Linked DNA regions of Homo sapiens: region 1 is linked to region 2. A link is a contact called in ENCODE Hi-C data. All regions are on one chromosome and are shown on one strand. Each heading gives the region's core, a stretch centred on a gene start or an enhancer-like site at or near the end of the contact. The rest is flanking DNA. Distances are from core to core; before and after follow the strand shown.

What was found. A loop is a pair of places that touch in the nucleus more often than their neighbours do. Pooled maps may share reads with other maps.
Region 1: a map of CD4-positive, alpha-beta T cell shows a loop between it and region 2 (12-fold over the local background). The contact joins the promoter of ZNF275 here to the promoter of CD99L2 in region 2. A Hi-C loop is called at or near these places in 2 of 168 maps with a recorded cell type or tissue (CD4-positive, alpha-beta T cell and naive thymus-derived CD4-positive, alpha-beta T cell) and 5 of 50 pooled maps.

What each region holds. Positions count from the first base shown.
Region 1 is chrX:153,329,514-153,335,537 of GRCh38, reverse strand. It overlaps ZNF275 (zinc finger protein 275), which reads right to left and starts at 1,385. Exons shown (of 4, transcript NM_001367757.1): 1 at 1,253-1,385. MIR12129 (microRNA 12129) reads right to left here and starts at 76; the gene lies at 1-76. RefSeq lists silencers at 1,052-1,131, 1,222-1,591.
Region 2 is chrX:150,894,935-150,900,967 of GRCh38, reverse strand. It overlaps CD99L2 (CD99 molecule like 2), which reads left to right and starts at 2,300. Exons shown (of 11, transcript NM_031462.4): 1 at 2,300-2,446. The coding sequence starts at 2,380. RefSeq lists a silencer at 2,016-2,625.

The DNA.
Region 1 (6,024 bases), core at 136-2,635, 2.4 Mb before region 2:
CTCAGTGTCTGACCCAGTTCAGTACATCCCCCTAGTAACATTTTGTGGGGATGTACTGAACTGGGCCAGATACTGTGCAAGTGGCTTCTACTTGAAGGTCCAATGTTGCAGGGTTGGGGGAAGGTGAGGGTGGGGAGGGGCTGAGGCAGCATTAGTACCTAGGGGAGGTGCTGTTCCAGCAATCCCATCTGAAATTCTCTTGTAAAGGAAAAATGTCGGGCTGAGGTTGAAGAGGAAATGTTTCATTGACTAAGGAGACTGGAGGGGGCCGCATGCCCAGCTAGGTCAAGGCTGGCTGGAGGGCTTCAGTTGGAACAAGGTGGCAGGGTGGGACCTCTGGGAAGTGGGCCAGGAATGGGGGCAGGGGGTTGTTTGAAAGGGACCATGGACTTTGGGCGGCAGGCGAGTGGGGGGTGTGTGTGGAAAAGATATATAATTAATCACCCAAATATAGACTGGAGGAGCCAGCAAAGGAGTTTAAGGGGGCGGGGGCACTGAAGTGGGAGATGGCGGCCCCCAGTAGGGCGACAGAAAAAGACTGGTTCAGACAGAGGGCCTTGAGCTCGGCTCACCGCCCCCTTTCCCCTGCCTCTCCACAGCTCTCTCTCTAGGCTACCTACCGGCCCCCATTCTCCCCACCAAGCTGAGGCTTAACCGCCCCCCCCCACTCCCACCCACTCAAAAGGAAAGGAGGGACTCCCCAGCGGGAACTGTTCCCACCTGGCCCACCCTCCCAGCTCCCAGACTGCGGCTCAGTCCCTCCCCTAGACCAGGGAAAAGTCCTTTAACCCCCACCCCTACAATGCCCCCTCCAGATCGGGCTCCTAGGAGCTAGGGGCAGGGGTCCTTTCTCTCCGCCCCTGAGCGGTTCCCATCTCCTAGCGTCCCCCAAAGAGCAGAGCAGGCCTCTACACTTTAGCGATTCCCACCCGGGATCGCCGCCCCCCGCCCGCCTCGGGAAGGCCTTCGGGCCTCTTCGTACTCGTCATCCGGGACCCGTTCCCTGCTCTGGCCCGCCCAAGGCCGAGCAGCTCTCCAACTGCCCAGAGACGCCCCCTCCCTCCACCGTGCACTCTTCTGCGGCCCGCACACTCGCTCCAGCCCCGCACACAGTCCTGCACCCCCTGCACATCCTCTCGCGGCCCTGCACGCTCACTCAGGTCCACACGTCCTCCTGCCGCCCCCACGATCACCTCCGCCCTGCGGCCCCTCCAGCGCCCCCCGCACATCCTCCCGCGGCCCGCACACTCACCCAGGCCCGGCGGCGGCCGACGCGCGGCCCTCGGTGGAGCGGCGCTGGCGCGGCCCAGGCAGGCCTGGCGTGGCAGGAAGCGCCACGGAGCCGCCCGTGCCCAGCCGAGCTAACAGCCCCGCGGCGCGTTTCCGGAGCCGTGAGCGCCGCCGGGGGTTCTGAGGGAGCGAGGCCCCGCCCCGGCCCCAGTCTCGTCCCCGATTGGCCCGGGAAGGGGGCGTGGCGGGAAGGGGGCGGGGTTTGGGCGGGGGCGGACTGGGCAGGCAAGTCTGATCAGCCTGCGGGGGAGCGGCGCGCGCGGGCTGGACGCTTGGGTGGAGGTGGGGAGGAGTGGAATGAGCGTGCGAATGAATGAATGAACGAGCGAACAAATCGACCAGCAGACGAAGGAAGGAACGAAGGAATGGAAGGGACCTCTCCCCCTTGGGCATCTTCAAGATGGTGGTGGGGGGAGTGAAGGGTCGGGAACTGAGGGCGAAGACTGGAAAGCCAGTATTCTGTATGAATGGAATCAGATCGTATGTACTATTGTGTGTCTGGATTCTTTCATTCAACGTGATGTTTTCAAGATTTATCTATGTTGTTGAATGTGCTATCGCTGAGTAGTATGCTATTGTTTGGATATATCAGAGTTGGTTTGTTCATTCACCAGGTTATGATCTGGGCTGTTTCCAGTTTGGGCGATTATAAATAAAGCTACTATGAATATTCATGTACACATCTTTGTGTGGACATATGCTTTCATTTTTCTTGGGCAAATACCTAAGAGATGAATTGCCACATCACAGGATAGTTTTATGTTTTATAAGAAACTGCCAGAATGTATTCCAAAGTGGTTGTGCAATTTACATTCCCACCAGAAATGTATGCGAGCTCCTTTTCTTTCCCATCCTCATCAACATTTGAGGTTGTCAGCCTTTATTTTTAGCCATTTGAAAGGGTGGGAAGTGGCATCTCATTGTTATTTCAATTATCATCTCCCTGATGACTAATTATGTTGAGTATGCTTTTATGTGCTCACTGGCCATTTCTATATCTTTCTTTGTAAAGTGTCTGTTCAAGTAGTTTGCCCAATGTTATGTGCAGTATATATATATGTATATATATGTGTGTGTGTATATATAGAGAGAGAGACAAAAGAGAAAGCTAGCCCATTATGTGCAATGTGTGTGTATATATGTGTGTGTGTATGTATGTATATATATATACACACACATGTAGTTCCTGAGAAATTTTATGTTTTCAACTTTCATTTTAGATTTAGGGGGTACATGTGCAGGTTTGTTGCCTGGGTATAGTGTGTGATGTTGAGGTTTGGGGTACGAATGACCCTGTCATCCAAGTACTGAACATAGTACACAATAGTTAGTTTTTAAACCCTTGACCCCTCCTTCCCTGACCCCTCTTGTAGTTCCCATTGTTTGTTGTTCCCATCTTTATGCGCACGAGTACCCGATGTTTAGCTCCCACTTATAAATGAGAATGTGTGGCATTTGGTTTTATGTTCCTGCATTAATTCACTTAGGATAACAGCCTCTAGCTGCATCCATGTTGCTGCAAAGGACATGATTTCATTCTTTTTTTATGGCTGCATAGCATTCTGTGGTGAATGCCTACCACATTTTCTTTATCCAATCCACCACTGATGATCACCTAGGTTGATTCCACGTCTTTGCTATTGTGAATAGTGCTGTGATGACCATACAGGTGCATGTGTCTTGGTGGTAGAATGATTTATTTTCCTTTGAGTATATACCCAGTACTGGGATTGCTGGGTCAAATGGTAGCTCTGTTATAAGTTGTTTGAGAAATCTCCAAACTGCTTTCCACAGTGGCTGAAATAATTTACATTCCCATCAGCAGTGTATAAGTATCCCCTTTTCTCCACAGTCTCTCCAGCATCTCTTATTTTTTGACTTTTAAATAATGGCCATTCTCACTGGAGTGAGATAGTGTCCCATTGTGGTTTTGATTTGCATTTCTCTGATGATTAGTGATGAGAGCATTTTTTTCATATGTTTTTTGGCCACTTGTATGTCTTCTTTTGAGAAGTGTCTGTTCACGTCTTTTGCCCATTTTTTGATGGGGTTATATTCTGGATATTAGACCTTTGTCAGGTGATTTTCTCCCATTCTGTAGGTTGTCTGTTTACACTGAGATATATTTGACAGACAATAAACTGTGAATTTGTCATGTTTCAGCTAAACAACTTGATAAGCTTTCACACACACACACACACACACACACACACACACACACGTATGAAACCATCACCACAATCAAGGCAATAAGGATTTCCATCACCTTCAAAGTTTCCTCATGCCCATGACTATCCCTTTCTCTTCTCCTCTCCTGTCCCCAGGCAACCAATGATCTGCTTTCTGTCACTATAGGGTATTTTCTAGAATTTTATATAATAAAATGTTATAATAAGTCTTCTTTTGTGTTTGGTTCCTTTCACTCAACAAAATTATTTGGAAATTGTCTTAGTCCATTTGCACTGCCATGAAAAAATGCCTGAGACTGGATGTTGTGGTTTGAATGTATCCCTTCCAAAATTCAGGTGTTGCCAATGTGATATTATTAAGAGGTGAGGCATTGTCATTGTCTACTTTATATAGTATTAAATGGACAGAAGGAAGAAGAGGGAGAGACCCAGATCTATTAAAAGGTGATTAGACCAGAGGGCTACTCCCTCGGAATGGAATTAAGGCCCTTATAAAAGAGGCTTCATGCAGCATCTGGTTAGCTTGCTGTTTTGCGTCTGCCTTCCACCATATGAGGACATGGTAAGAAGGCCCTCACCACACACCAAACTCTGAGATGATCATTAGCATTTTTAGCAATAAAATATTTTAAAATTAAGATGAGTACATTTTTTTTCAGACATAATACTACTGTACACTTAACAGGCTATAGCTTTTGTATGCACTGGGAAACCAAAAAATTTGGGTAACTGGCTTATTGTGATATATGCTTTATTGCCCTGGTCTGGAACAGAAGGCATACTATCTCAGAGGTATGCCTGTATCTATTTCTTTTTGACTGAGCTTTGCTATTTGTATCTTTCAAGAAATTTGCCCATTTCATGTAAGTAGCCAAATTTATTAATATAAAATTGTACACAATGTTCTATTATTATCTGCAGTGATAACACCACCCTGATTCCTGATATTGGTAATCTGTGTGTTTTATTTGTTTCTTAATCTGTGTTTCTCTTCTTTCTTCTGTCCATTTAATACCATATAAAGTAGACAATGACAATCATTTTTATATTAACCATTCTTTGTTTGGGGCATTGCCTATCCCATGAAGTAGAGTTTGCCTCCCACTCTAGATCTCAAAGATGGTTAGTATTCACTCTCCCAGCTTCTCTTGTAGCTACAGCATGGGCACCTAACTCAGGCTCCACCAATCATATGAACCTACTATCCACTGAGTCTGAGGCCCGAGGTGGGAAGAAGCAGGGTCCCCACAGATTTCACTCAGGCTGGGCTGCTGGTGGCAGGCGTCGTGCCACCCATTCCCTGAGAAGCACTGGTAGCCGTGGTTCTCTTGGCAGCATCCCGAGTCTTGCAATGTCTGCCCAGTCATTGGTGGGAGCCACAGGGGAGCCTGAACTGCTGAGCACTGCGGTGAGATTTGTAATCTTGTTCCTCTCTGCAAAGGTGAGTTTCTTGCTTGTCTGCATGTGAGTGTGGGCCACAGAGGATGCTGTGCTGGGTGGCTAAAACTCAGAGACCCAGAGAGCAGATTTTAGGGTGGCCATGGCAGAGGGAAAGCAGGAGGGGCAATACCTGGGAGTAGAGAAGCACCGTGTTGAGGAGCTCCATGTTTGGCCTGTACACTCTGCCCAAATCTCTGGTTGACCCTGGAGCCATGCAAGCACAGGGCTGAGTCCAAGAAAAGAACTGAGCAGAGGTTTCAGCTGATGCCCAATACCAAAGAAACGGAGTCTGGAGATTGCAGTTGGTACCCAATACAGAGGAGACTTCATGTGAGTTTAGCTAGTTTAGTTGTCTACTAAGACAACAAACCACCACCACCACCACCACCACCACCACAACAACAATAACAAACAATGACTCATCTTCGGAGAAATATAACAGAAACCAAGAAGCCAAATCTACTAGAATTCATTATGGACAGTGTCTAGGATATAATGCTAGATTACTACAAGAAACAAGAATTGTCCTGATACTCAAGGAAAAAAGCATCCAAGGGAAACTCACCCTGGGCTGACCATAGTCGAGAACATAAAGCATGCTCATAATGATTTTTATATTGATATATGTGCTTCTTCATTAACAAGTAAAACAGCAGTACTTAAAGGTTCTTTACCAATGCCATAAATTGATGAAATGTTATTTCCAGCAAATGTGTCTAGCTATTGGCAATAACTGTAATGTGATATGAAAATATTTATTTCTGTTGGTGACAAAGTCACATGTATTGCCGATACTGTTGTGGTTTGTTGCCTACATTCATAATTGAAGGAAACACTAAAGTTTAGTTATTTTAGTAAAAATAAGGATGCATTTTTCCCCATCTGATTCGTAGATCCTTTGAGATCTTAACACCAGGTTAAGGTCTTAAGACCATAGATATTGATTTCTCCCTGATAGTACCAAAAAACATGCCTGGCACATAGTAGATGCTTCATAAATATTTCTCAAATAAATGAATGCATCTGTGTTACAATCTAGTGATTGAGGGGTTAAAATTAATTCTCTAGTTTTTCATATCCATTAAAACAATAAATTGATAACAAA
Region 2 (6,033 bases), core at 1,051-3,550:
TCAACTCCACTGTGGCAGCACAAAAGCCACCATAGGGAATACAAAAATCAATGGGCGTGGCTGTGTTCTCATAAACTTCATGAACCCTGAAATTTGAATGTTGTATCACTTTCTCATGTCATAACATTCTTTTGATTTTTTTCAACCATTTAAAAATGCAACCACTACTTTTAGCTGGAAGGCTGAACAAACAGGTGGGAGTAGGATTTAGCCCACGGGGTGTAGTTTGAGAACTATTCTTGAGCTAGAAGACAGTCTTATTGCATATGGCATTGTAGCACCTTTAGCAGCTAGAGTTCCAGTTGAGTGTGACTGTCCACTGCATATTGATTGACATGGCCTCAAACTTAAGAGGTTACATGCTTCTCACCTCCTCAGTGTAGATGAGTGTGTATGCATCAGGGTTTACCCATCAGATCCTGGAAGACTCCTAAAGACCAGAAAATCTACTGCCCTCCAGGTACAGATGGTACCACCAGGGCCTATGGAATGGCTCAGGGCACTTAGTAGCAAAGGTGGGGGCATGTCCACAGCCTGGAATAGACAGTAACCTCCTGACCTCACAGTGGCCACTATTTCCTTAGCCGTTACTAGATTAACCAGTAATGGTCCCTGCCCTCTGTCACTGTGTGCAGGCTGTCCACTTTTCACCACCTCATTTAATCCTTAGCACAACCTTGTTGGGTTTAGCCAGGATTTGTACCCGGTCTGGCTCTACAGCACACATTCTTAGCCATTCACCAGCTGGGGTTCCTAGTGGTACCCTCCCCCTTTGACACATGAGACTAGACCTGGCTAACTCCCCAACCTCAAGGAACCTCCATTTTGCTGCTTTTCCCTCGTTAATAGGTGATGATACATAAGGCATTGTGAGGAATAAAAATTAAGGGTAAAATGCCTGGAATATGCCATGTGTATAGTGTGTGTTCAATAACTACCAGCTATTTCTGTTAATTCTACAGCTAGAATGGAATAATGTTCCATTCATAGAGTAATTAATGCCCTGAGCCTGGGAAGATCCACTCCTCATATGCTGTTTTGTTTCTGCAGCCCTAAGATTCAGGGCAATGGATGTAAGCCACACGGGAGATTTCGGCTCCATCTCAGGGAGACCCCACACCCCACTGTTCCTTAGGGGTTGGTGGGAGCCACTGAGGGGGGTGCCTATGGCAGCGAGGGCTGGGTTGGGGGCACAGGAAAGCTGCCGAATGGATATTGAGGGGAGGTGGTAGTAGCCGCCCTCTAAGGAGGATGTGGCCCTGGGCAGCCGGTGCCGCATAATGGCAGGGACAGGCTCACGCTACCACTCCGGAGAGCAGTAGCGCTTCCTCTTTGTCTTCGAGAGCCGGTTGCAGCTGGGGCTCTTCTAGGGAGCGTTCCCATCAACTGCTGCAGCGGGCATTTTGCTGGTCGGCACAGTATCGTATCGGAATCTGATTTCTTCGGGTCTGGGAGACGGACTCCGTTTGCGGGGGTTCATGGGAAAGGACTGCAGCGCGTTTGTCGGTCATTAAGCACGTTTTTGAGATCGACTCTGCAGATATGAACTTGCACTTTCAGCGCATTCATCAAAGCCTCGGGAGAGCTGACCCAGTCCCTACCCCCAGTCTCCCGAGCCCGCGGCGCTTCGGCTCCGGGACGCCCCCATCCTCCCCTGTCGCCCACCCGGGCGCCCCCGGCCTCGTTTTCTCGAGACGTGTCACTGCTTGTTGACCGCAGCCAGTCACGAAAACGGTCCTTTTCTTCAGTCTCCGGCCAGGGTTTCACTCCTGCAGGGAACAGCGGGTGGGGACAGAGTGCGGGGCTCCGTGCTGGACGGTGTCTGGAGGGGCCCCAAGGGAACAACCCTTCACCGGGAGAACACCAAGGCCAGAAGGGGAAGAGCCCTTCTCAAGGTCACCCGGGAGGAAATCGGCGCCCACCGGCGCTGCCGCCTCCCGCTCCCCGGCACTGGTGACTCACTGCTCCAGGTCCGCGGGGCCACCTCCGAGACTTCGGTCTCGAGGACCGAGGTGGGACAGGGTCTGCGGACCGCGCGCTGCCGCTGGACCCAGCCCAACCCAACCCAGGCCTCCCCACCCACCGGGTGCCCGCAGGCCACGCCCCTCGCCCGGAGCCCCGCCTCCAGAACGCGGCCCCGCCCCCGATACTGCAGCCTCGCCCCGCCCCCCGGCCTAACCCCAGCCCAGGCGCCCTCAGGCGCCGGCTCTCTAGCGCGCCCGACCTCCATCTTCCCGGGGCCGCGCCGCGCGCGCGCGCGGGCTTTGGGCGGGACCCTGCAGAGGCGGCGGGGCTCCTCCTCCCGCTCCTCCTCGGCCTCCCCTTCGGGCGCTCTCGCGCTAACTGTGCTCCTCCGGGGCCCTCCGCCTGCTCCCAGCCATGGTGGCCTGGCGCTCGGCGTTCCTTGTCTGCCTCGCTTTCTCCTTGGCCACCCTGGTCCAGCGAGGTAAGGCGGGCGGGGGGCGCGCGGGGACCGCGCGGGGACCCCGCCTTGTGGGCCCAGGGGTCGCTCTGCGCATGAGCGGCACGGTCCCCGCCTCTCGGGCCTGCGGTGGCTGCCACCGGCCGGCCCGGCTGTGCGAGGCGGAGCGGCGGGGGTCCGAGCCCCGGGCCCGTGGGGGTTGACTCCGCCGCGGTCGGAGTAGCCGGAGAGGAGGGGTGGGTCCCCTCCTGACGCTGGGCTGGAAACAGCGGGATGGGCCCCCTAAAATCCTGAACGAGCAGGTGTACCACTGGTGACAACAGCTGTCCCCAAGAGTTTACCTTTGAGAAAACCTTGAAGAGAGCAGTCATTTTCGAAATTTGCTGCGAGGCCACCGACAGCAGAAGCACCTGGGGAACTTCCTAGGTGGATTCCTAGCCCCTTTCATCGGGATCACAGCGGGCATGGGCTGTGGGGGGGGGGGGGGGGGGTCAGCGAGGCGTAGGTCTAACCAGCTCTCTAGGTGCTTCTGCCGTCCGCTTCAGTTTTTGAGACTTTGGTCATGTTTTGCCAAGGAGCAGGAGAGAGAAATCCCGCTGAATCAAGGAAGCACGTTTCTTAGACCCTCTGCTACTCAAAATGTGGTCCAGGGCCCAGCCGCATAGGCATCACCTGGGAGCTTGTAAGAACTGCAGCATCTCACGCCCCGCCCCCGACCTACTGAGTCTGATTCTGCATTTCAACTAGATCCGCGGGTGATTCTCTGGCACATTCAAGTTTGAGAAGCATCTTAGTAGAATAAATGCAGTCTGTGGTTAAAAATAGGGTCTTAAACATGTACCAACAGAATCTTCTTACACTTATTTATATCCTATGTCCCCATCAGAAAAAGGGATTAAGGGAAACACTGTAATTGAACGTGAATTATGCTCCAAGCTTCCTGACAATAGAAGCGAACCCAGCTGGTGGAAAATATGTGAGCTCAGGAAACACACACACACACACACACACACACACACTTTGTCCTAGTACTGAGTTCTAGTAAGATTTATGTCACATAAAGGAACACTGGAAAACAGTGGATGGTACTAGCCAAGCCACTTTTGCAAAAGATGCAGAAATGTTTTTCATGTGGGCAACCCACCTGGAGTTGATTCACGAAGAGCCATTTAACATTCTGCAGAGGTGCCAGGCTCTGTTCTAGGAACTGATGATGCGGTAGTGAACAAAATTGAGACTGTCTTCATGGAGCTTACATCCTGGTCCGGGCAGAAAACAAGCCCAACATTGAAATCTATATATATTGTCAGTGCTATGGAGAAAAATAAAGGAAGTTACAGGGGTAAAGAGTTGTTGAATTTTCTTTTTCATTTTCCCTTTGGGATAAAATTTTTATTTTGTTTACAATGCATTTGTAGGAAAATGTATGATCATTTGATTGACTTGCATCTAATGACATGGAAATCTTGAAAGTAGAAGCACAAAAAAAGTTAGAAAAATGATACTCCCTTCAAAGCTGTCTTCTGAAAGTCTTCAACATGGTGTGCCCGTTGAGAAGGTGGGGAATAGAAATGATTGGGTCTCAGATTTGCACGTTACAATTGTTGATTTAAGAGGTGGTAGAGGAGACAGAAACAGTACATCTGTTTTATAGATGAGGAAACAGAGGCACAGAGAGGTGAAGTAACTTGCCTTAGGTCACACAGCGATTGCCAGAATTATGATTTGATGCAAGGCTTGTCTGACTGCGCAGTCACTGCCTTTAAGCCCTAGGCATATGCCCTTGCACCTGGAGGTACCCCACTTCGACTACTTAGGGACCATGGGAAAATGAGTTCCCCGAACTTGTTTGATCATCCATATGATGCCTGACAATCACAAAGGTGTTTTGAGGGGACCAGGCTTAGATCTACAGCCTTGCTACCAGCTACCATCTCCTGAGTTCTTCCTGTGTGCCAGGCACTTCACATATATTGCTTTAAATTGCCTCGACAATTTTGCAGGCTAGATATTATCACTGGCTTTCAGATGAGGGGGCCCTGGTCATATAGCTCAGAAGACATAGAGCCAGGATTCAACCCAGATAAGACTGCTACCCAGTTATCTTTTATTGTTTAAATTATTTTTAATTAATTAATTAATTTTTTTGAGACGGAGTCTAGCTCTGTTGCTCAGGCTGGAGTGCAGTGGCCTGATCTCGGCTCACCGCAACCTTCGCCTCCTGGGTTCAAGCAATTCTCCTGCCTCAGGCTCCCAAGTAGCTGGGACTACAGGCATGCGCCACCATGCCCGGCTAATTTTTGTATTTTTAGTAGAGATGGGGTTTCACTGTGTTGGCCAGGCTGGTCTCGAACTCCTGACCTCGTGATCCGCCCGCCTCGGCCTCCCAAAGTTCTGGGATTACAGGCGTGAGCCACCACGCCCAGCTTATTGTTTAAATTAATTAACTGAAACCAGAAGCAGCTTTGGTTTCAAGATAAGGGCCCAGTTTTCTGGATCTTTTTTTTTTTTTTTTTTTTGGAAACAGAGTCTTGCTATGTCGCCCAGACTAGAGTGCAGTGGCGCGATCTCGGCTCACTACAAGCTCCACCTCCTGGGTTCACGCCATTCTCCTGCGTCAACCTCCTGAGTAGCTGGGACTACAGGCGCCAGCCACCACACCGGCTAACTTTTTGTATTTTTAGTACAGACAGAGTTTCACCATGTTAGCCAGGATGGTCTCTATCCCGTGACCTCATGATCCACCTGCCTCGGCCTCCCAAAGTGCTGGGATTACAGGTGTGAGCCACCGTGCCCAGCCAACAGTTTTCTGGATCTTTTGTCCAAAATAAGATAATACGATTTTTGCATTGGTGGTCTTCTCTGGGATCCTGGTAGTCTCAGAGCTGCTGCGTCAAAATGACAAACACAAAGCAAGTGCCTCAGTTAGGCACCAGTTGGCTCTTCTTGGGCCCTGGAGTGGCATTTTGGGTAGGCCTGCTGAGAGCCACTTTATTCTTGGTCCTGGTCCTCAGTAGTGGGATGTGGCTGAGTAACCCTGGCAGACCTCAGAAAGCACACAGAAGCAACTCTGCATAATCTGAGAAATCCTTCCAGGCTCTAGCAAGTAGCAAGTAGAGGCTGGCTTTAGGCTCCCAGGAGTTTAAAGGGCGGTTAACAAGTTATCTTTGTTCTAATTACAGAGGGCTTTTCAGTCTGCTGTGTATTTTACTAGTTCCAAAAAGTCCTCTGAGGACAGGTATGCTGCCTGTATGTGCCTCCAGAAATGGGAAGCTGTTCTTTTGAGCAGCAAGGAGAAGACTGTCAGTGATGTGGATGGGTAGTAATCTTAACAGGAGCTTCATTTCTGGAACACCTATATGCCAGGCCCTCTGCCTCGCCACATTACCCCGACCTGTTGGCACTGTGACCCATATCACCTCCTGATGTCCATAGTGGCCCTTTTACATAGAGTCTTACAGGTAACTGTTTGGTAACCCACTTCTCAGATGAAAAATATGGGGCCCAGAGAGGTTTAGGAACTTAACACTTAGCTGAATTGGATTTGAACTCAGGTTTACCTGCATAACCAGAGCAGAAGGCATGAACACAGATACCTTCAGGGATCATGC